2 separate regions of the Homo sapiens genome follow, and region 1 is linked to region 2. A link is an interaction called in ENCODE POLR2A ChIA-PET data of the cell type or tissue named here. Cell type or tissue: A673. All regions are shown on one strand. Each heading gives the region's core, and the rest is flanking DNA. Links, peaks and the distances in the headings are about the cores only.

The links. Peaks named below come from ENCODE experiments on the same cell type or tissue, not always from the same donor. Only the 100,000 strongest peaks of a DNase experiment are listed, where the experiment ranks them.
Region 1: POLR2A ChIA-PET joins it to region 2 with 8 read pairs; 2 of 35 experiments call an interaction of 5 or more read pairs at or near these places.

What each region holds. Positions count from the first base shown.
Region 1 is chr21:36,642,614-36,654,100 of GRCh38, forward strand. It overlaps LOC105369308 (a long non-coding RNA gene), which reads right to left. Exons shown (of 3, transcript NR_188246.1): 2 at 1-393. Among named protein-coding and RNA genes, the nearest start is that of SIM2, 51 kb to the right of the region's middle. In A673, for the core only: no CTCF peak of the experiment used is centred there; a DNase peak (open chromatin) is centred at 4,868; H3K27ac peaks cover 530 bases.
Region 2 is chr21:36,756,966-36,766,884 of GRCh38, forward strand. It overlaps HLCS (holocarboxylase synthetase), which reads right to left. Exons shown (of 11, transcript NM_001352514.2): 8 at 8,047-8,207; 9 at 2,762-2,876. Among named protein-coding and RNA genes, the nearest start is that of SIM2, 63 kb to the left of the region's middle. In A673, for the core only: no CTCF peak of the experiment used is centred there; no DNase peak of the experiment used is centred there.

The DNA.
Region 1 (11,487 bases), core at 1,591-9,590, 110 kb before region 2:
CAGGGGAAGGGGAAAGAGTATGGAGGAGATGAGTCCTACACAGAGACATGAGTCCCATATCCAGAAACGGCACTTCCTTACATTCCCATGGGCAGGAATCTAGTCCCACGGCCACATCTCACTGCAAGAGAGGCCGCAAGGTGCAGGCAGAAGGGAGGGCAGGCAGAGGGGAGATGTGGGGTCCCTTCCCCACTCTTCTCCAGCAATCATTTCCTGAGTGTTTTGCTGACTGCAGTCACCTCCACTCCAGTGAGCTCCTTAATCCAGCAGAGAAGACACACACCCAGAGCACAATCTAAGAGGACACAGAGGAGTGGGCAGCTGGCTTGGCTGTTGCACTTGAAGACAGGATCCCAACCAGGAGCAGACGGGAGGCGGCATTCGAGCTGGCGTCTATCTAAGACAAGAGGAGGAAGGACAGGGTGAGAATTTTGCCTGGTCTTAAATCCATATGCCCTTGAGTTTTTTCAATCCTTAGGAAAATGAGTGAAACAGACCTGGGTCATTTGACCATTAAAGATTTTGGACAATCTCTGCAAGAGTTAGAGGCACCATGTGCCCCAGATCATCACCCTTCTCCAAAACGGTCCCTTGGTTTGCTTGGTTATTTTTGTAGAGACAGGGTCTCTACAATGCCCACACTGGACTTGAACTCCTGGGATCAAGCAATCCTCCTAAGCAGCTGAGACAACAGGCACATGCCACCTGGCTTGCTGACCTCCATTTCTGTTTCCAGGAGAGATTTTTTGTTTTGTTTTTTGTTTCCAGACAGGGTCTTGTTTTGTCACCCAGGCTGGAGTGCAGTGGCATGATCATGGCTCACTGCAACCTCAACCTCCTGGGCTCAAACAATCCTCCCATTTCAGCCTCTGGAGTAGCTGGGACCACAGGCACATGCCACCACCATGCCCAACTAATTTTTTTATTTTTATTTTTTGTAGAGATGGGGGTCTCACTATGTTGGCCAGGCTAGTCTCAAACTTCTGGTCTCAAGTGACTCTCCACCTTGGCCTCCCAAAGTGCTGGGATTATAGGTGTGAGCCAGCACACCTGGCTGGGAGAGACTTCTTGATTAGCAGAAGGCAAATTTCATTAATTCAAAGACAAAGCCATGTTCAATGAGTTGCCAGAAAAATAAAAGTTGATTTAAATGTCCCATGACTAAGTACTGAGTCATCATTTGTCATTATTATTTTATTATTTCTTACTTGTGAGAAATTATTTTATTAATATTTTTATTTACCTTTATTATTTCTCAGCTGGAGAAACCCTACAGAAGGGTGCTGGTCATGCAGCCTCATGGCCACCGTGTCCTCAGCAGGCCTGGTTCCTTCCCCCCAGGACCACGGAGGCACAGCCGCCCCTCAGGGGCATAGCATACGGTGTGGTGCGGCCCCTCTTTTCCTGAGCTGAGATTTTTTCGTCTTGTCACGCCCCCCATCTCCCATGCGGCCTCCTCTTCCCAAGACCCCTGGCTTCACTGCAGACTTAGCCACCAGCTCCGCATCATTTGCCCAGCCTGCAACCTCCCGGAGGTGCTTCCCCGCCTCCCAAGACAGCGGGTAGGTGCCAACTGCTAATTTTCTTCCAGTGGCCCACCCTTACAACTCATCCATTGCACTCCAAAAGATTGTTTTTTGGAGGACATTTTTTTAAATTTTATTTTTTCCATAAGTTATTGGGGTATGGGTGGTATTTGGTTACATGAGTAAGTTCTTTAGTGGAGATTTGTGAGCTCCTGCTGCACCCATCACCCGAGCAGTATACACTGCACCATATTTGTTATCTTTTATTCCTCACCCCCCTCCCACTCTTCCCCCCAAGTCCCCAAAGTCCATTGTATCATTCTTATGCCTTTGTGTCCTCATAGCTTAGCTCCCACGTATCAGTGAGAACATACAATGTTTGGTTTTCCATTCCTGAGTTAATTCACTTAGAATAAAAATTTCCAATCTCATCCAGGTCATTGCAAATGCTGTTCATTCATTCCTTTTTATGGCTGAGTAGTATTCCATCATATATATATATGTGTATATATATATGTATATGTATGTATATATATGTGTATATATGTGTGTGTGTGTGTGTGTGTGTGTATACACCACAGTTTCTTTATCCACTTATTGATTGATGGGCATTTGGATTGGTTCTATGACTTTGCAATTGTGAATTGTGCTGCTATAAACATGCGTGTGCAAGTATCTTTTTCGTGTAATGACTTCTTTTCCTTTGGGTAGATACCCAGCAGTGGGATTGCTGGATCAAATGGTAGTTCTACTTTTAGTTCTTTAAGGAATCTCCACACTGTTTTCCATAGTGGCTGTGCTAGTTTACCTTCCCAGCAGCAGTGTAGAAGTGTTCCCTGATAGTAAAAGGATATTTTAAATATAAAAGAAATGCAAGGTGTTGTGGTGGTTAATTGTAGGTGTCAACTTGGCTAGGCCGTGCTGCCCAGTTGTCTAGTCAGACATCAGTATAAATGTTGCTGTGAAGGTATTTTTCAGATGAAATTAACATGTAAATCATTGGATGTTGAGTAAAGCCAAGTACCATCACGTGTGTGGGCCTCATCCAATCAGCTGAAGGCCCTATAAAGAGACTGGAGTCCCCTAAAAAAAAAGGAATTCTGTCTCCTGAAGGCCTTCAGACTCAGGCTGCAATCAACTCTTCCCTGGGTCTCTAGCCTGCTGGTCTGCTCTGCAGATTTCAAACTTGCCAGTCTCGGCCAGCCACAGTGGTTCAAACCTATAATCCCAGCACTTTGGGAGGCTGAGGCAGGCACATCACCAGAGGTCAGAAGTTTGAGACCAGCCTGGCCAACATGGCGAAACCCCGTCTCTACTAAAAATACAAAAATTAGCGATGCATGGTGGCAGGTGCCTATAATCCTAGCTACTCGGGAGGCTGAGTCAGGAGAATCACTTGAATCTGGGAGGCAGAGGTTGCAGTGAGCCGAGATTGTGCCACTGCACTCCAGCCTGGGTGACAAGAGCGAAACTCCATCACAAACAAACAAACAAACAAACATCTTGCCAGTCTCCATGATCCCGTGGGCTAATTCCTGAAAATCTCTTTGCGTATGTGTGTGTGTGTGTGTGTGTGTGTGTGTGTAATATCTCTCTGCATATGTGTGTGTGTGTGTATATATATATATATATAGAGAGAGAGAGAGAGAGAGAGAGAGAGAGAGATCATATACATATATAAAAGTATATGATATACATTCTATTGGTTCTATTTCTCTGGAGAACCCTGGCCAATAAATCAGTGCTACTCATTGATCAATGTTTCCTTGTCCTGTATGTTTTAAGGTGTCTTCATTTTCTTTTTATGATCCTGAGTTGGCCACCAACCAACAAAAGTATTCTCCTCCTGAGTGGCACACTAGATATTGTTCTCCTAAAAATTCAGTCGAGATTCCAATATTTGGTCAACCCCACAAAAACACTCATGTTCTAGTTCAGTCAGGATAACAAATGAAACAGTTCCCAACTTACCCAACTTCGATTGTCTGACCGAACTCAGGCTCACATGATATTTATGTCTGAGTGCCCCACAAACACACAACTGAATAAACAGCCAATTCACTTCGAAAAATTCCCATTTGGCCACAATCTTGCAGCTGTCTGTGAACTCTGCCCCGCCTGAAACACACTTTGGTGCTACAAAGAGCATTCTCCTCCCCGGACACCATATCCTGGGAAGCAAGGAATTGTTTGGAGATGCTCCCAGCTGGCCACCCAGTCTCTGTCCTCAGGGATCCAGAAAGCTCTGGAGGCTGCCTGGCCCTCGGCACTGACCTGGAGCAGAATTGGGAAGTAAGTGGATGTGGCTTTTTCTACCCGTGGGCTCCAGGAATCAGCCTTTTCCAGCTCCTGTGGAGTCACCCATGAGATTTCCATTAGGAATACCTTTTTGTTTCTCTTGGGACTACTTGTTGTTGGTTTACTTATTTATTTATTTATTTTCATTTTCCATTTTGGCTTTCACATTGCAAAGAATGGGCCATGTGGCAGGGACACCTCTGCTTTGAGGCCAGCATGGGCACCTTACACCCCCAAGTGGGCTGCAGAGCCTAGCCGGACTGAATCCCATCAGCAGGTTCTTTTACTTCTTCCAAGATGGTAGCACTTCCTGCCTGGCAGGCACTGCTGCTAGTCAGGTTGAGAACGTCCACAACTCGCCATCCCCACGTGTGTGCAGACATGAAATGCCTACGTGGCAAATATCAGGCCTGGCAGAACCAGGCAAATATTGACACAGCCAGGTGAGGGGAAGCATTCATTCTTTCTGTCAGCATTTACAAAGCACCTACTAAGTGTCAGGGCTTGTGCTAGGTGCCAAGCAAAACCAAACAGGGCCACTGCCCTCCTTGTGGGAGGCAGGCACGAATCCTATTTATTTTGGGTCTCAGAGTCCTGGTCCCAGAGCAGAGATTCCATAAACATTTTAAATTGTGTGTGTGAGTGAGAACAGGAGAGGAGAGTGCATGGGAGGGTTCGCACCTGACATGCCCACACTAAAAAGCGGACCTCCACCTTTAGTTCCTCCCTAATGGAGAGCCATCACCGACACTCCATTAGGGAGAAAAAAAACAACTCGTTTTTCTCTTGAGAGTCGGAACAGTATTGGTTTTCAATGTTTCAAACCTATGAACAAATACCCCCATGTGTAAAGTCCCATTTCACTCAAGAATCGTCTGTGTTGATCTCAAACACACATTTATGTTTCTTGGTTGGAAAAGAAGAAAAACACTAAACGAATTTTAGTGACCATTTCTTTAAACCTGAGAGGATGGGGAAGCTCAGCTTTCAGACTGTATCAGCAGGGGATGCGATTCCACACTCGGGTGTCATGTGATAGCATTCACAGAGCACAGGAAATACTTCCGCCCGCCCGTCAGCCGGGACAATGGGACTGAAGGTAGCTGGGGGAGAAGGAGGGGTATGAAGGAAATTTCAAGGAAGACAATGAAAAGTTGAGTAAAATCCTTCATTGTCAAAATGAGATCAAATTAGCAATGGTCTCAAAAGCTGTCCAAAGTGAGGGACCCTCCTTCCCCATCAGAGACTTTCTGTTTAAGGAAGTCCACACCAGCAAGAGTTCCCTAAACAGTGTGTTTTAGGAGTACACCCCAAGAACACTCACTGAATTCCCTTTTCCCTAACCTTCTAGAAGCCTTGCCCCAGTTTTATCCCTGTCCTTACTGTTTGCTTAACCCTGTGGGCCAAAGCTCCACTACAGCCATGGATGACTCACAAGCTCAAAATGCCTTCGTCCTAAGCTTCACTAGCCGCACGACTTTACAATTGTTCCCAACACACTCTGTGTGCTACTGCAGGCGTCTCTGGGAAATATTTATCTGCCCCGTTGCAGTTCCAGGTGCAGGTAGAAGAGAGGACGCGGCTGTTGAGGACACAGCTGTTGAATCCATTCCCACCTTTTGCTGTGTACATAAAATACATAGTGGCAGGGCCATAGGACTTCCTGGGCAAGGTAGACCAAGGTGACAGAGTCCAAGTAACTTTGAAAAAAAAAACAAAAACAAAAAGCCCACACACTCTGCCAGGTGTGGTGGCTCACACCTATAATCCTAGCACTTTGGGAGGCCGAGGTGGGTGGATCACTTGAGGTCAGGAGTTTGAGACCAGCCTGGCCAACATGGTGAAACCCTGTCTCTACTTACTAAAAATACAAAAATTAGCCAGAAATGGTGACAGGTGCCTGTGATCCCAGATACTCGGGAGGCTGAGGCATGAGAATCGCTTGAACCTGGGAGGAGAAGGTTGCAGTGAGCTGAGATTGCACCACTGCATTCCAGCCTGGGCAACAGAGTCAGACACTGTCTCGAAAAAATAAAAATAAAAAAAAAACCTCACACACTCTATATACATACTATAGAATATTACTCAGTCATAAAAAGGAGGCCAGGCATGGTGGCTCATGCCTGTAATCCCAGAACTTTGGGAGGCTGAGGTGGGCAGATCATTTGAGGTAAGGAGTTCAAGACCAGCCTGGCCAACATGTTGAAACCCCGTCTCTACTAAAAATACAAAAAAAATTAGCTGGACGTGGTGGTGCACGACTATAATTTCAGCTATTAGGGAGCCTGAAGCAGGAGAATTGCTGGAACCCAGGAGACGGAAGTTGCAGGGAGCAGAGATTACGCCATTGCACTTCAGCCCTGGGTGACAGAGTGAGACTCTGTCTCAAAAAAAAAAAAAAAAAAAAAAAACACAACTAAAAACCCACATGCTGTATATGCATGTGACAGAATATTACTCAGCCACAAAGAGGAATAGTTCTGGTCACCCTACAGTATGGATAAACCTTGAAGATGTGCTGGGTGAAGGAGGTTAGACACAAAGGACCACACATGACATGATTGTATTTATATGAAATGCCCAGAATAGGCAAATCCAGAGAGACAGAAAGCAGATTGGTGGTTTCCAGGGGCTAGGAGGAGAGAGGAATGGGGTGCAACTGCTTAGTGGATAGAGGGTTTCCTTTTGGGGTGATGAAAGGCTTTTGGAACTAGATAGAGGGAGCGGGTGTAGAAATGCCACTGAATTGTGCACTTTAAAATGGTTGGTTTTATGTTAAGTGAATTTCACTTCAATAAACCCACCCCCACACACACGCACACATGCATGCACACTTATTGCTTACATCCCCAAAAGAGGCCATGATTTTTTTTTTTTTTTTTTGAGACAGAGTCTCGCTCTGTCGCCCAGGCTGGAGTGCAGTGGCGCGATCTCGGCTCACTGCAAGCCCCAAGAGGCCATGATTTTAATCTTTGATTTCACCTGGATACCCCTGGCAAATTGTATTTATATTTTAAAAATAAAACTCCTTGGCTTTAGGGGTGTAGAGGGCCCAATTCCAGAACATTTGGATCTCTCCTCTCCGGAGAAACACCATCAACTCAGGAATAGAGGCGTTGAGGGAAGAACACGCAATGGCCAGGACTTCCCCGCCGGCCCGTGTTCCTGATGCATGGCTGATTTCCCTTTAGCCGAATGCAACGATAACAACAGTGTCCTTGGGAAGCCACCCTCCACCCATTGCCTTCCACATCTGCAATAGGGGTTGAATGACATGGAGTTTCTTGTTTCGGTGCTTGAAGAATGATATGGTATGTCAGATGTCACGGGACATTAAATAAAGCTGCTCAGAGATGGAAATTGTTACCGTATTTATTTGGAAGTACCAGCAGCCACTTAATTGCAATTTGCAGAAACAAGCTATTGGCTGAGAGTTATTTTTATCAGTTGATTCCACGGTGGATTAAGTGTTTCTGCCATTTCCAGGGTGAGCATCAAATGCCACAGGCTAACCTTGGAGGCGGGCATCATCTCCCAGTGAGCCTTGGGGGACTGATGGAATTTGGTGAGGCGCTAAAGCACCGGGCCTGCCCGGGGGGCCTACCTCATCTCACAGCTGGTACACAGATCCCTCCCTGAACATACCCCCAAAGAGGCTCATGGCTCATACTCCTGTGTCAGATGAAGGGCCACCACGAATGTCTAGATTATTCCTTTTTTTTTTTTGAGACAGAGTCTTGCTTTGTTGCCCAGGCTGGAGTGCAGCAGCATGATCCCGGCTCACTGCAACCTCCACCTCCCAGGTTCAAGCGATTCTCCTGCCTCAGCCTCCCAAGTAGCTGGGATTACAGGCTCGTGCCACCGGGCCCGGCTAATTTTTGTATTTTTAGTAGAGATGGGGTTTCACCACGTTGGCCTCAAAATGAATTTTTTTCCTTAAAATTCATGGGTTAAAACTTAATCGCCATTGTGGTGGTATTAAGAGGTGGAACTTTTGGAAAGGGATTAGGTCATGAAGGCTCCGCCCTCAGGAATGGATTAGTACAAAGGACTGGAGGGGCTGGGTGAGGTGGCTCATGCCTGTGATCCCAGCACTTTGGGAGGCCAAGGTGGGTGGATTGCTTGAGGTCAGGAGTTTGAGACAAGCCTGAGCAACATAGAAAAACCCCGTCTCTACTGAAAATTAAAAAATTAGCCAGCCTGTAGTCCCAGCTTCTTGGAGGGCTGAAGTGGGAGGATTGCTTGTGCCCGGGAGGTGGAGGCGGCAGTGAGCCAAGATCGTGCCACTGCACTCCAGCCTGGGTGACAAAGCAAGACTCTGTCTCAAAAAAAAAAGAAAAAAAAAGGACTGGAGGGAACTAGCTTAGGCCCTTTTTGCTCTTCTGCCATGTGAGACATGGCGTTCGTCCCTCTGGAGGATGTGGCAACATGTGCCATCTTGGGAGTGGAGACCAGGCCCTCTGTGAGTGCCTTGGACTCCCGGCCCCCAGAACTGTGAGAAATAAATTTCTGTTCCTTACAAATTACCCAGTCTCAGGCATTTTGTTATAGCAGCACAAATAAACTAAGACACAGGGACCTGTATGTTGCCACTAGAACTCCTATCTATCTACCTGGTTAACTAGTCATCCATATCTCCATCCATCCATCCATTCATCCATCCAGCCAGCCAGCCAGCCCTATGTCCATCCATCCATTCATCCATCCAGCCAGCCAGCCAGCCCTATGTCCATCCATCCATCCATCCATCCATCCATCTGTCCATCCATCCATCCATCCATTCATCCATCTCTCTCACGGCCCTGCTTCTCTCTGTATTTTTGAAGCACTCAGGCTCTGAAACCCAATTATTGGACTTCAGGTCCTAGTAATTCCATACTGTATATCTCTGTGGCATTTGGTGATTTACTGAAACTCTCTGTGCCTTAATTTCTACATCTTCAAAATGGGGATACAAACCTATCTCAGAAGACTGATGAGAGGATTATTGAGTCACTCTCATAAAGCATGTTTGGGATAGTGTTTGGCACTTGGTAACTGCTCTGTAAATGTTAGATGTCACTATCATGACTGAAGATGGGCTCCCTGCATGTGGTTTGTGGGGTGGGGGGTGGAAAATAGCCACAGAGAGCTCCCAACCTATGCTGTTCCATCTCAGCAAACCTGAAGGAGAGGAAGAGTGTTGCTCTTCCCAGCATTGATACATAAAACCCCAGGAGAGAATTCTGGAGCCTTGACCTAGGTCACTGGCCCATCTCTGGGTCACTCCCTGTGGCCAGGGGGTGGAGTCCTAGGATTGACTGAACAGACGGCACCAAGCCATTCAAGAGGGATCTGCCACCCACGACCCAAACACCTTCTTCTAGGCCCCACCTCCAATAGATCTTCCTTCCTTCCTTCCTTCCTTCTTTCCTTCCTTCCTTCCTTCCTTCCTTTCTCTCTCTCTCTCTCTCTCTCTCTCTCTCTTTCTTTCTTTCTTTCTTTCTTGTTTCAGGGTCTCACTCTGGTGCCCAGGCTGAAGTACAGTGGCACAATCACGGCTCACTGCAGCCTCAACCTCCTCAGGCTTGAGCAATCCTCCTACGTCAGCGTCCAGGGTAGCAGGGACTAAAGTCATGTGCCACCACACTAGGCTAATTTTTAGAGATGGGGTCTCACTATGTTGCCCAAGCTGGTCTTGAACTCCTGAGCTCAAGCAATCCTCCTGCCTCAGCCTCCCAAAGTACTGGGCTTACAGGTGGGAGCCACCACATCTGGCCTGGGGAGATTGAATTTCAACATGAGGTTTAAAGGGGACAAACATCCAAACTATAGCAGCTCCCCACTAGAAACCTCCCAGAGTGATGAATATCAGTAATGCCCTACCATCTCCCCCAGGCTCCCACCCCTTCCCCCACGCCAAGGTCTAGCCCAAGAGCAAACCATGGGTTCTGTGTCTGCACCAGCAGGCGCATGGGGTCCTGTGGTGTGCCTCGGCCCGAGTTCACACACAAGTGGACCTCTTCTCCTTGGCACAAACACAGAATTAAGTTTGCCTCTCAGAGACCACAGTCCAGAGGTACCCCAATGTCAGAATCAGATTCCACTACCCACTTCCCTGGGGAGAGGTGAGCTTTAGACTCTGCCTGTCTAGACCCCAGATAGATCGTGGGGGACCTCTAGGGTACCTGTCCAGGAAACGTTAGGAAGTTAGATGAAGTAGAGGAGAAAATGGGCCCAACAGTGATTATGAGGACTGACAGGTCTTTGGGCCAAAGCGTTTGATACTTGGATGGAACCATGTGGGTACACTGAGGACACTTCCTTCTGTTGGCCTTTGTCACCCAGTCCTCTCTTCTTAGGATTTCCCGGTCTTCTCTTTTCCAATAACGTCCCCCTTTCCTGGCTTTGTTTTTCCCTCCAAAGCTTTATCTCTCCCCATACTGATCTGAATCTACAAGTGAGACTCATGGACATTTCTCCTCCACCTTATCTGCTGCTGAAGCCCTGCATCCACCCCCCACGCACACACCTGACAACCGGCAGAGGTAGACGTCTTTGTTTGTCAGTTATTGGAGACCAATGGCATTTTAAAAGGTTATTTCTCTTACAGGAAACTGTGTAGCCCAGGGACAGTCACCTTGTGAGCTTCTTTATTCATGAACCCTCACTCTTCCTCCAGGATTGATGGGTGACAGCTCCTTGCTCTGGGCCTTTCTTATATATATTTACAGTAGTCTCTGAAGTACATCTTTAATCAAAGGGGCCATGACTCATTGACACATCTTTGGAATATTACTGAGTAACTCATTAAAATGTTAATAGCTTCTGTCTGGATGTATTGATCTTGATGTCAACTATTCTTGGAATAATAAATAAAGTTGATTTTTAAAATTTTATCTTTCAACCATGCTGAGTGATAAGTGAGCCAAGGAGTGTCTGAAAGAAAATAAGTCACCTTGGAAGCCCCCGATGGAACAGAATCAAATAGAGAGGGTCCTATCCAGCTCTGTGATGACAAATGTTATGGCAGACAGAGTTAAGCTCAAACTCACTACAGAACAGGGGAAAACACCCAAAATCCACGGACCATGTTTTTTTTCCCCCAGGATGTTTCTAAGTAAATAAATCAACAATGGCAACTTTGAATCAATAATTTGTAAATATCTCTGGATGTCTCCAAGTGCTTTCAGCGGTGGGAGCATGAGTAACACCAGATTTCAAGGAACCAGCATCCCAGGAGCCATCTTTGGTTTTCTAAGACTAACATCCAAGATGGGCTTCCTCCGGCTTTCAGCCACGTGCGCCCTGCCTGCTGGCTTCTGCTAAGCTCCCCTTTCTACCTTTCTGGTCCTTGAAGACGTCAAGCCCACACCTAACTGGCCTTCTGCCCTTGATGGTCCCTCCATTGGTCTCTATCAAGGGCCTTCTGCCCTTGATGTTCTGCCTGGAGGGCTCTTTCAGCCTCAGCTGTCCATGCCGCTGCTGGAGAGGGTTCCTGAACTTCCCATCCTGAAACTGCCGCCACCCGCCCCCAACCTAGCCCTCCCCAGCCTGGGCCTGCTGGGTGTTTAAATCATCAGTGTGGTTTGTCTACCTGCATTTTCATGGCTCCTTCCAGAAGGACTTGTAGGGACTGTGTGTTTACCTTCTCCTATCTTACTCCTGGGTCCATGTGGGCACA
Region 2 (9,919 bases), core at 696-8,695:
ACCATCTCAACCTTACTGCAAATAAAAAGGTGGGAAAAAAGAAAGCCACATTTGATTCAATTTAATTCAATAGAAGCTATTAAATATGGGACAAAACGTATCAGTGTTGCCTCTGAAATAAGTGGTCTACCAAGCATTGTAGCTCTGCACTGAGTCCAGGAGAGAATAAAATCTCTGGTTTCTTCTCCTGCTTGAATAACAGATCCCACGCTTGAAAATAGAGTTTTATTCAGGACTTGGGAAGTAAACTCTGGACTCAGAGATTTCAAACCTTGGTCATGGCATAACCCTAGAAATGCATCTTTTAATACTTTATTCTTGGAAGTCTTTGGTGCTAAGGTTACGCTGTTGGCAAGACGCCGACTCATGTTCAGTGGCTTTTTGCAGGGTCCTAAACCAAGGCTTCATGAGAGTTACCAGGGATGGTGTCTGAATAGGCTTATCTGTGCAGTTACTTAACACCACTATCCTCTCCAGGCAGAGGGCGGTGTCTTCAGAAAAGCTGGACTTCAGTGTTCAGCAGGGCCCTGAATCGGCCTGCGAGAGGTCTTCAGTAAGAAATGAAATACTGCAAAAACTAAGCAGTAAGAAAACTACCATGTTTTCAGTGACTTTAAGAAAAAAAATCCCCAAAACATTCGCCACAGGCAGAACAATGCCATTTGTAACAACAGCCTTCCCGGCAAGTGTCCTGCCGTTTCCAGTGTGAAGGGAAGGATTGACTGGTCTCAGATTTTAAAACAATATACTGGCTATTAAAATACAAAGCAATTGTCAATTACCTCTGGAAAAAAAACAAGTAACTACAGCAACAGGGGCAGGACTTGCAGTTGCTCACGTATTCATTCATTCAATACATACAGGATCTGAAGCACCTACTGAACGTTCGTAAGGCATTAAATCAAGTGCTGTACAGCACTGAAAATTCTCCCGTGTTCAGAAAACTGGAATTCCTAGGAGGAGTAGCAACACTCACTACTGGCCACTTAGGCTATGTCCTTCTAAGGACCGGTGAGCACCCTGCTGGCTGCTCTGAATCCCCAAAGTCAGAGACCCCATCCTATGGCCTTCAGAATTCAATAAAAGCTATGGGTTCTCACCATAGGAAAATGTTTCATTCCCCTACTTTATTTTTTATTTTTATTTATTTATTTTTTGGAGACGGGGTCTCACTCCAGTTGCCCAGACTGGAGTGCAGTGGAGCCCTCATAGCGCACTGCAGCCTCAACCTCCTGAGCTCAGGTGATTTTCCCATCTCAGCCTCCTGAGTAGCTAGGACTACAGGCAGGCACCACCACGCCCAGCTAATTTTTTGTATTTTTAGTGGAGACAGGGTTTCGCCATGTCACTCAGGCTGGTCTCGATCTCCTGGACTCAAGCAATCCACCCACCTCAGGCTCCTGAAGTGCTGGGATTACAGGCATTGAGCCACCACACCTGGCCTATTTTTTATGTTTTATTTTTGAAACAGGGTCTCACTCTGTCATCCAGAATGGAGTGGAGTGGCTCGATCAAAGCTCACTGTAGCCTTGAACTCCTGGGCTCAAGTGATCTACCTGCCTCAGTCTCGCAAGTAGCTGGGATTATGAGCTCAAGCCACTACGCCTGGCCTTCGCTTACCCCACGCTGATAACATTTGTTAGCTCCCTGAAGCCATCCATGAGCCTGCTTGTGGCCCCTACCTAGGAATCTCTGCATCAACTGCAATTACTCACTTAAAGATAGGAAATGGGGGAGACTGGGCAAGTGGCTCACGTCTGTAATGCCAGCACTCTGGGAGGCCGAGGCGGGCGGATCATGAGTTCAGGAGTTTGATACCAGCCTGGCCAACATAGTGAAACCCTGTGTCTACTAAAAATACAAAAAAATTAGCTGGGTGTGGTGGCGGGCACCTGTTCTCCCAGCTACTTGGGAGGCTGAGGCAAGGAGAATCACTTGAACCTGGGAGGCGGAGGCTGCAGTGAGCCGAGATTGCACCACTGCATTCCAGCCCGGGCAACAGTGCTGGACTCCATTTCAAAAAAAAAAAAAGATAGGAAATGGAGCTTTAAGGGTATGAAGTAGCTTGCCTAGAATAATATTGCCCCTTGGTGGCAGAGCTGGTAACACAGGCCTTGTATTCCCTGGCTGGCACTTGAAACACATGGTTACATGTTTTTTGACCATTGCTGGTTTCTGAACACAGATTAGGTTCTACTGCCACAGAGTGAGGCTGATGACTGGACGGCCAGGAACCTAAGGACTTCTGAGATTGCCTCTGAATCCATCTTCTTGCCTGATTTGGATGTGCTAAGGTGAAACAGGGATTCTTTACCCCGCCTTGACCAGCATGGAGCTTCTTCTGAAGGTTAAAATGATGCCAGCTCTTTCATGGCCCAGGAAGGTCACGATAAGAATGCAAGACACCAGGAGAACTATTTAGGAAATTAACTTTTCTTTTTCTTATTACAGAATAGAACGTTAAATGTTTATTTTCACCATTTCAAATTCAATGAGTAGCAGGAGTGTGGAAGGATGTAGGAACATACCTGTTTGATGTGATACCACTTTGGTGGTTCCCGTGGTCACACACAGAAAATGCTAAACCCTGTGAAGTGCTTTCGACCAATCTCTCTGCATCTATACCCTGCTCCAAAACTACAAGACTCAAAGTAACCTCATATGATAATCTGCTCCTGCCAATGTAGGCATGCATAAACCGTCTTTATTTTTATTGTTTTATTAATCTAAAAATGCTGGGGGAAAGGTTTTTGAAACTTACCAATAAGTATATAAAATGTTTCTCCCATGAGTGTTGAGTTAACCAGAACTCCGCCGATCTTCATGAGGTCACTGTAATAAATATCGTTGGGCCACTTCACTCGTAAGTTGATATCCTAAAGGGAAATCTGCACATTAATTAAGCCGTCACAGGACACAAGGGGCCCAGGCAAGTCACTGAGCTAAGGGAAGATAAGCAGAAACCAAGGTAACATGGGCCTCGTCCTCTCCTCTTTTTCAGGCAGCTAATCACTTCTTTGGGACAATCCGATATTGAAGTGCCTCTTGGGGCCAGGAGGTAAAAGCCCTGAAGAACACAGTTGACATAAACCCCAGCATTCTTCCCCATCCCCCAGCACTGTTTCTCATCATCCAAAACCCTTTCTGAAGATGCTTACCTTGTAAATGAAGTTCATTATGTCAGTATCCACCACCACCACCACCATGGAGTAGCTAACTAACGTGCTAGGGCCAGAGGGTGGGGAGAGAATAGTAATCTCAGGGGGCGTCTCCCTTCAGGAACCCATGCTTGAGAGACAAAGATGGCCCTGAATTAACCAAGGTCACAAAAGGCAGGTAGAAATGTCTTGAGTAGCAGGCAGTGGCCAGGCGCGCTGGCTCACACCTGTAATCCCAGCACTTTGGGAGGCTGAGGCGGGCGGATCACAAGGTCAGGAGTTCGAGACCAGTCTGGCCAACATAGTGAAACCCCATCTCTGCTAAAAATACAAAAAATTAGCTGGGTGTGGTGGTGTGCATCTGTAATCCCAGCTACTTGAGAGGCTGAGGCAGGAGAATTGTGCGAACCCGGGAGGCGGAGGTTGCAGCGAGCCGAGATCGTGCCACTGCACTCCAGCCCAGGTGACAGGGCGAGACTCTGTCTCAAAAAAAAAAAAAAAAGAATGCTGTGAAGATGCAGAGGAGAAATTCACCTTAGCGAAAGCCTCGCAGAACTGCTAATGGTCATCTTGGGTAATGGAACTGGACTTGTCATGTGGCCTATTGCCTCTGCGTCTTGAATGGTGTGGCCTGGGGGTGGGGGGGCTCTCCCTGTCATCAGCTTACAGAATGGACCAACACTGGACAGTGTCTCGAACAAGGCCACCCAGGCCTCTGCCTATCCACTGTGACTCTGAAGTTGGGACACAGAGACGGGGCTAGCCGAGTGGGTGTCAGAACCACCAGGTCTTTTAGACCTCGGGCTGGCAGCCAGGCTGTGCCATGTGTGGGTAAAGGAAGCCTGTCTGGAGATGCAAGGCTGGAAGAGAACATTCAGCAAAATAAAGCTAAGGGAGCAGAGAGTAGCTGATGGCCTCCAAGGGCCACGGGGCTGGTCTTCCCACGTTGCAGGCCGGGCATGGCACCAAGCACCTTCTCAGCATTAGTCTACGTGTTACTCACACCCAGCCTATGTGTTGGTGCTAGCGCATCCCCAGGGAACAGAGGGAGAAACGGAAGCTTAGAGAAATTATGTGGCTTGCCTGAGGTTATAGCACTTGAAAGCCACGGAGCTAAAATTCAAACCTTTCTGCCACCAGGCCTGGGTGAGGAATCCTATGCTACGCGGCCTGTTGCTTCCATGAAATCCCTTCCTCCTTCCAACAGGCCTTCTTTTGACTTCGGCCCGTTAGAGCATATTGGAAGCTCATCTGCCCTAAAACAGTAGTTTAGGCTGAGAGAAAAAATACAGGAATAGGAGCACAGGAGAACAAAAAGTCTAAGTAAACCAAGCATGGGGGGTGCGCAATGACCCAGAACTGATCAACAGCTTCACGTTTCTTTTCTCTCTAGAACGGGGGTTCTCAGTGGGAGAGGGGTGGATTTGGCGATACTGGGAGACTTCCCTGGTTGTCACAGCCTGAGGGAGTGCTACCGGCGTCTAGAGAGTAGAGGCCGCAATGCTGACACACATCCTTTAAGGCACAGGACATCCCCACGACAAACATGCCAGGGCCCACATATCAATAGCACTGGGCTGAGAAAGTCTCCTCTAGGAAACCTGTGTCTAGGAGGCTCTGCTCTTCATCACTGCCCCCAGTTCCCTTTCCTTCCCCTCTCTCGCCTTCCCACATCCCCCTGTGCCCACCACATGGCCAGGGGAATGAGCCCCTGCCTCGCCGGCGGGAGGACACCTGCAGAGTTCCCAGAGCTGTCAAGCTCCTCCGCCACGTGCGTGGCAGCTGGTGCCTGGGCGGGCCCTGCACTTGGGCTCCAGCTCGCCTTCATGGCTTCAGATCTCCTCGGCTCATGAAGCAGCTCATGAAACTCTGGGTTCTCACGCAGGTAAACAGGACCAGCATTTCCACATGAAGAGGAGGACTGTGTGCTCATTTTTCATTTTCTCAATCATTTATTCCAACAGCTGCTGTGATCCTCCCACATAAAAAAAGACCAAAATGAAACAAATCCTGCTTTTGAAGAGCTGCTAACATCATGGGAGACGGAACAGGTGCACACATCACTCCTCTTCAAAGCCACACGTGGTGGATACCCTAAAAGAGGCTTCAACATGGCAAGTGCTGGACAGTGCTGGAGGAAAGAGCTGGAAGTAGCTGGAGGGTCTGAGAATGGCACTGGAGCTGGGCCTTAAGGATGAACAGAATTTTAAGAAGCAGAGAAGAGAGCAGGGGTAGGGGTGTGTGGGTGGAGGGAGGGTGCGGGGCCCGGGGGGACTTCATGGACAGAAGAAAGAGCAGGAGTGAGAATGGGCGGCCCAAGGCGAGTTCCGGAAGGAATGCCTGCATCCCAGCGAGGCCGCCTTGGGTCTGGGGAGGGTGGTCATGATTTGTGTGCTGACGGTGACATCTGGTTAGGGACCAGTTGGGGTCCTAGTGAAGGCCACACAAAAAGTGAAATCCAAACAACAGGGGCCTATTTCAATCAAAGTAGCTGCACTGTGTCAGCTAACTTGACTATGTTAAAAAAGAAACCCAATTCAAAATCAAATGTCCCATCACACAGGTGAGGCTGGGTAGCTGACTGCAGAAGAGGGAAAGAACATTGGTACAAGCTTCTTAAGGAGAACGGGAACACAAATTCCCCCGACCCCGTTCACCGCTGAAGGCAAGCTTCCCACTTCCATCCTGGCCTCCAGCGCCTGGCGCACGCAGCCTCTGAGCACAGCAGGCCCTCAAAGAATGCTCGCTAAGGGAACTAGTGGGGCTCCAAGGTCAAAGTCAGAGCCATGAAAAAGCTAAACAGACCAAACAGACTCATTTAATGTTCTCGGCTTAGTGTTTGTTTTAGTTATTTTCCTAAGACTAACTTGTTGCTAGAGTTAATTTCTCCCATGACAGGACTTTCTTTCTTCCTTTTTTTGATACGAGTCTCACTCTGTCGTCCAGGCTGGAGTGCAATGGCACAATCTCGGCTCACCGCAACCTCTGCCTCCCGAGTTCAAGCGATTCTTGTGCCTCAGCCTCCCGAGTAGCTGAGATTACAGGCACCCATCACCATGTCTGGCTACTTTTTGTGTTTTTAGTAGAGATGGGGTTTCACCATGTTGGCCAGGCTGGTCTCAAACTCCTGCCCTCCTCAACCTCCCAAAGTGCTGGGATTACAGGCATGAGCCACCGCGCCTGGCCAGGACTTTCTATTTTGATTGCTTCCTGCTAGACAGAATGCACAGCTCAGGTGCTCAAGGCCGGGCACCTGAAGCCCTGTAATGGTGTGATGCCCCCAAACCATCAGATATGCAAGGATGCTGGGTGCCTGGTAGTAAGCGTCCGTTTCAGCGATGTGATGTAATACAGGAAACAGAGACGTCAGCATTAACTACATCTGTGGAATACCAAAAATTCATACACAGCAAATACATCACAGAGGGATTTAAGGGGCAGTGAGAAGGACCTTTTCTTCAATGAAATGATGACAGGACCTCCAAGTCTCCTTTGAGAGTCACGCTCTTAACATCTTGCTTCAGGAATCAATCCAATCATTTCTCTTTAGCCTGACATAGGAGCTGCTGGGGGAGGGAGGCAGGAATCTCCTATTTATACCCATATGAAATTCTTCCAGGAACATTTGGGAGGGGGCTATGGGAAGTGAAGCCCAAGTAGGGAAGAAAATGCTTCGGTCACTGAGCTAATTGTTCCCTGTTGCTTGTCTTTTTAATAACTGACAACAAAACATCCAACAGTAATAAGGAAGCAGGCACACGGGTCCTAATAGCTGGGGGAAGATGGCCCCAAGTGGATCTGCACATTGTATGTGGTCAACAGTGGATAAAGGATAGTTCTGTTAGAGCACAGAGTCTGGTAAACAGAAGTAGGAAATGAGAAAGGTTTTTAGGTCCCCAAATAACCCTTTTCAACAGAAAATGCAGATGAACAACTTCAATCCAGTCCAACAATCAAATCTCATCCAGTGCTTCAAACAAAAAACAAACATGCAGCTGGGCGTGGTGGCTCACGCCTGTAATCCCAACACTTTGGGAGGCTGAGGCGGGCGGATCACAAGGTCAAGAGATTGAGACCATCCTGGCCAACATGGTGAAACTCCATCTCTACTAACAACACAAAAACTAGCTGTGTGTGATGGTGCACACCTGTAGTCCCAGCTACTCAGGAGGCTGAGGCAGGGGAATTGCTTGAACCCTGGAGGCGGAGATTGCAGTGAGCCGAGATGGCGCCACTGCACTCCAGCTTGGTGACAAAGTGAGACTCTGTCTCAAAAAAATAAATACATAAGTAAACATGACCAGGTGCAGTGGCTCATGCCTATAATCCCAGAACTTTGGGAAGCTGAAGCAGGCAGACTGCTTGAGCTCAGGACTTCAAGACCAGCCTGGGCCACATGGTGAAACCCCATCTCTACTAAAAATACAACAAAAGAGCCAGGGGTGGTGGTGTGTACCTATGGTCCCAGCTACTCGGGAGGCTGAGGTGTGAGGATTGCTTAAGACTGGAAGGTGGAGGTTGCAGTGAGCCGAGATAGTGCCACTGCACTCCAGCGTGGGTGACAGAGTGAGACCCTGTCTCAATTAAAATAAATAAATAAACAACAACAAAAACCAAAAACTAAAGCGTTGCCCTCATCAGGCTGTTTGAGAAATCTGAAAAACTGGGTAGAAAGGGAGTTCTGGGGAATGAATGCATTCAGGCAAGCCTGAAGCAGCATTAGCACCTGGTGGTGCTCTGAAAACTCCGAGAGCACTTTGCTGCCAGCTGTGCAAAGGGTAGGCTGAGGTTCTACAGCCACCAATTATGCAAGCACATGCTATAAACAAGAATAAGCCAGATTCTGCATGCATCCCAGGGACATAGAAGGAGACTGAACTGTACCTACCTGATACTCGGGAATGGACCTCACTGCTTCCACGACAGCCACGGACATCAGATGCTGGACAAACGGGATCCTCTGTCCCAGCTGGGATCTCAGTGGAATGGAGATGAGCAGAGTAGAAAGAGCACATCCCACAGGGCTCAGCCACACATTCCCTCCCCGTCCTGGAACACAGGCCACAGTGGGAAACATGCTACCTTGCCACGTGGACAGACGCAGACACACGTCATGCCAGGGCCACACACTCAAATAAATCTGAACTTATTACAATGCTTATTGTATTACAACGCTTATTATATTCTGGGCTTAATAAAAGAAAAGCTTTTTAAAATCTGAAGCTCTGTTGCTGAAAAAGTTTCCAATAATTAGCATAATGTTCTGCTTCTGTGAGCATATCATTTGTGCCTTGATGACTCAGAGTCTTACAGCGTCTGAACATGACTATATGACTATAGGTTTAATTCCCAGCATATGGTCATGAAGGCAAACACAGACATTGGGAAACTGAACTGAATCTATACTGATCCATGAGAGGTCCTGGAAGCCACTGTTTAGAAGCAATTCCTATTGTGGCGATGGTTGCTCAGCCCAGCAAATATGCCATTAAATAAGAGCCACAGAACTGTGTACTTTATTTATTTTTATTATTATTTTTTAAGATGGAGTCTCACTATGCCACCCAGGTTGGAGTGCAGTGCGTGTGATCTCAGCTCACTGCAACCTCTGCCTCCTGGGTTCAAGTGATTCTCCTGCCTCAGCCTCCCAAGTAACTGGGATTAAGGTGCCCGCCACCATTCCCAGGTAAGTTTTGTATTTTTAGTAGAGACAGGGTTTCACCATGTTGGTCAGGCTGGTCTTGAACTCCTGACTTCAAGTTATCTGCCCGCCTCGGCCTCCCAAAGTGTTGGGATTACAGGCATGAGCCACCACGCCCAGCCACACTTTAAATGGAGGAATTATATTTCAATAAAGCTGTTTAAAAAGGGATTCCTGATATTAACTGAGTTGTTATTTTTCTTTACTTCCTTTCTTTCTTCCTTTTTATTTTTGAGACAGGGTCTTGCTCTGTTGCCTAGGCTGGAATGCAGTGGCGTGATTACAGCTCACTGGGCTCAAGTGATGCTCCCACCTCAGGCTCCCAAGTAGTTGGGACTACAGGTGAGTACCACCATGCCCGGCTGATTTTTGTATTTTTTTTAAGAGATGGGTCTTGCTAAGTTGTCCCAGCTGGTCTTGAACTCCTGGGCTCAAGTGATCTTCTGCCTTGGCCTCTCAAAGTGGTGGGATTATAGGCATGAGCCACTATGCCTGGCCTACTTTTCTTAAAATTGAAGTTAGAAAAATAGAAGAATCCAAATGAGAGGTAGAGTTCATCAAAGTTCTTCTTGAATGTCTTTTTCAAAAAACAAAAAAAAAATCCACATATTGAGATCCATAGCTTTTGACAAAAACATTTTTTTTTTCCATTTGAATTATATTTGAAAGACATGGTTCAGGAGAAAGAAGTGGAGAACAGCAGATTTCTTATTTCTTTGGTTCTTATGAAAAAGTCATAAGAGGCTGTGAGAGTGAGAAGCACATGTGGGTGAGCCTGGCACTGGCTGGAGCAGGGAGGGGCCAAGCCCCGTGGAGCAGCCCCTGTACAGGGTCAGACCCCAGATGGGTCTGGGAGGATGTGGGCTCTCGTCTCCGGGATCTGCAGGTGGTGGAGCCCTGGGCAGCGCTCTGCTTCTCTGTGGTCACTGTGTGAATGGGCACTGATGCAGAGCCCACCATGTACATGCAAGCCCAGCCCAGGGCCAGCTGGGGTGAGAACTGGCATGCAAAAGGCCTCCCACATGACGCTCAGTACAGACACAGAAGGCTCCTTATGGAG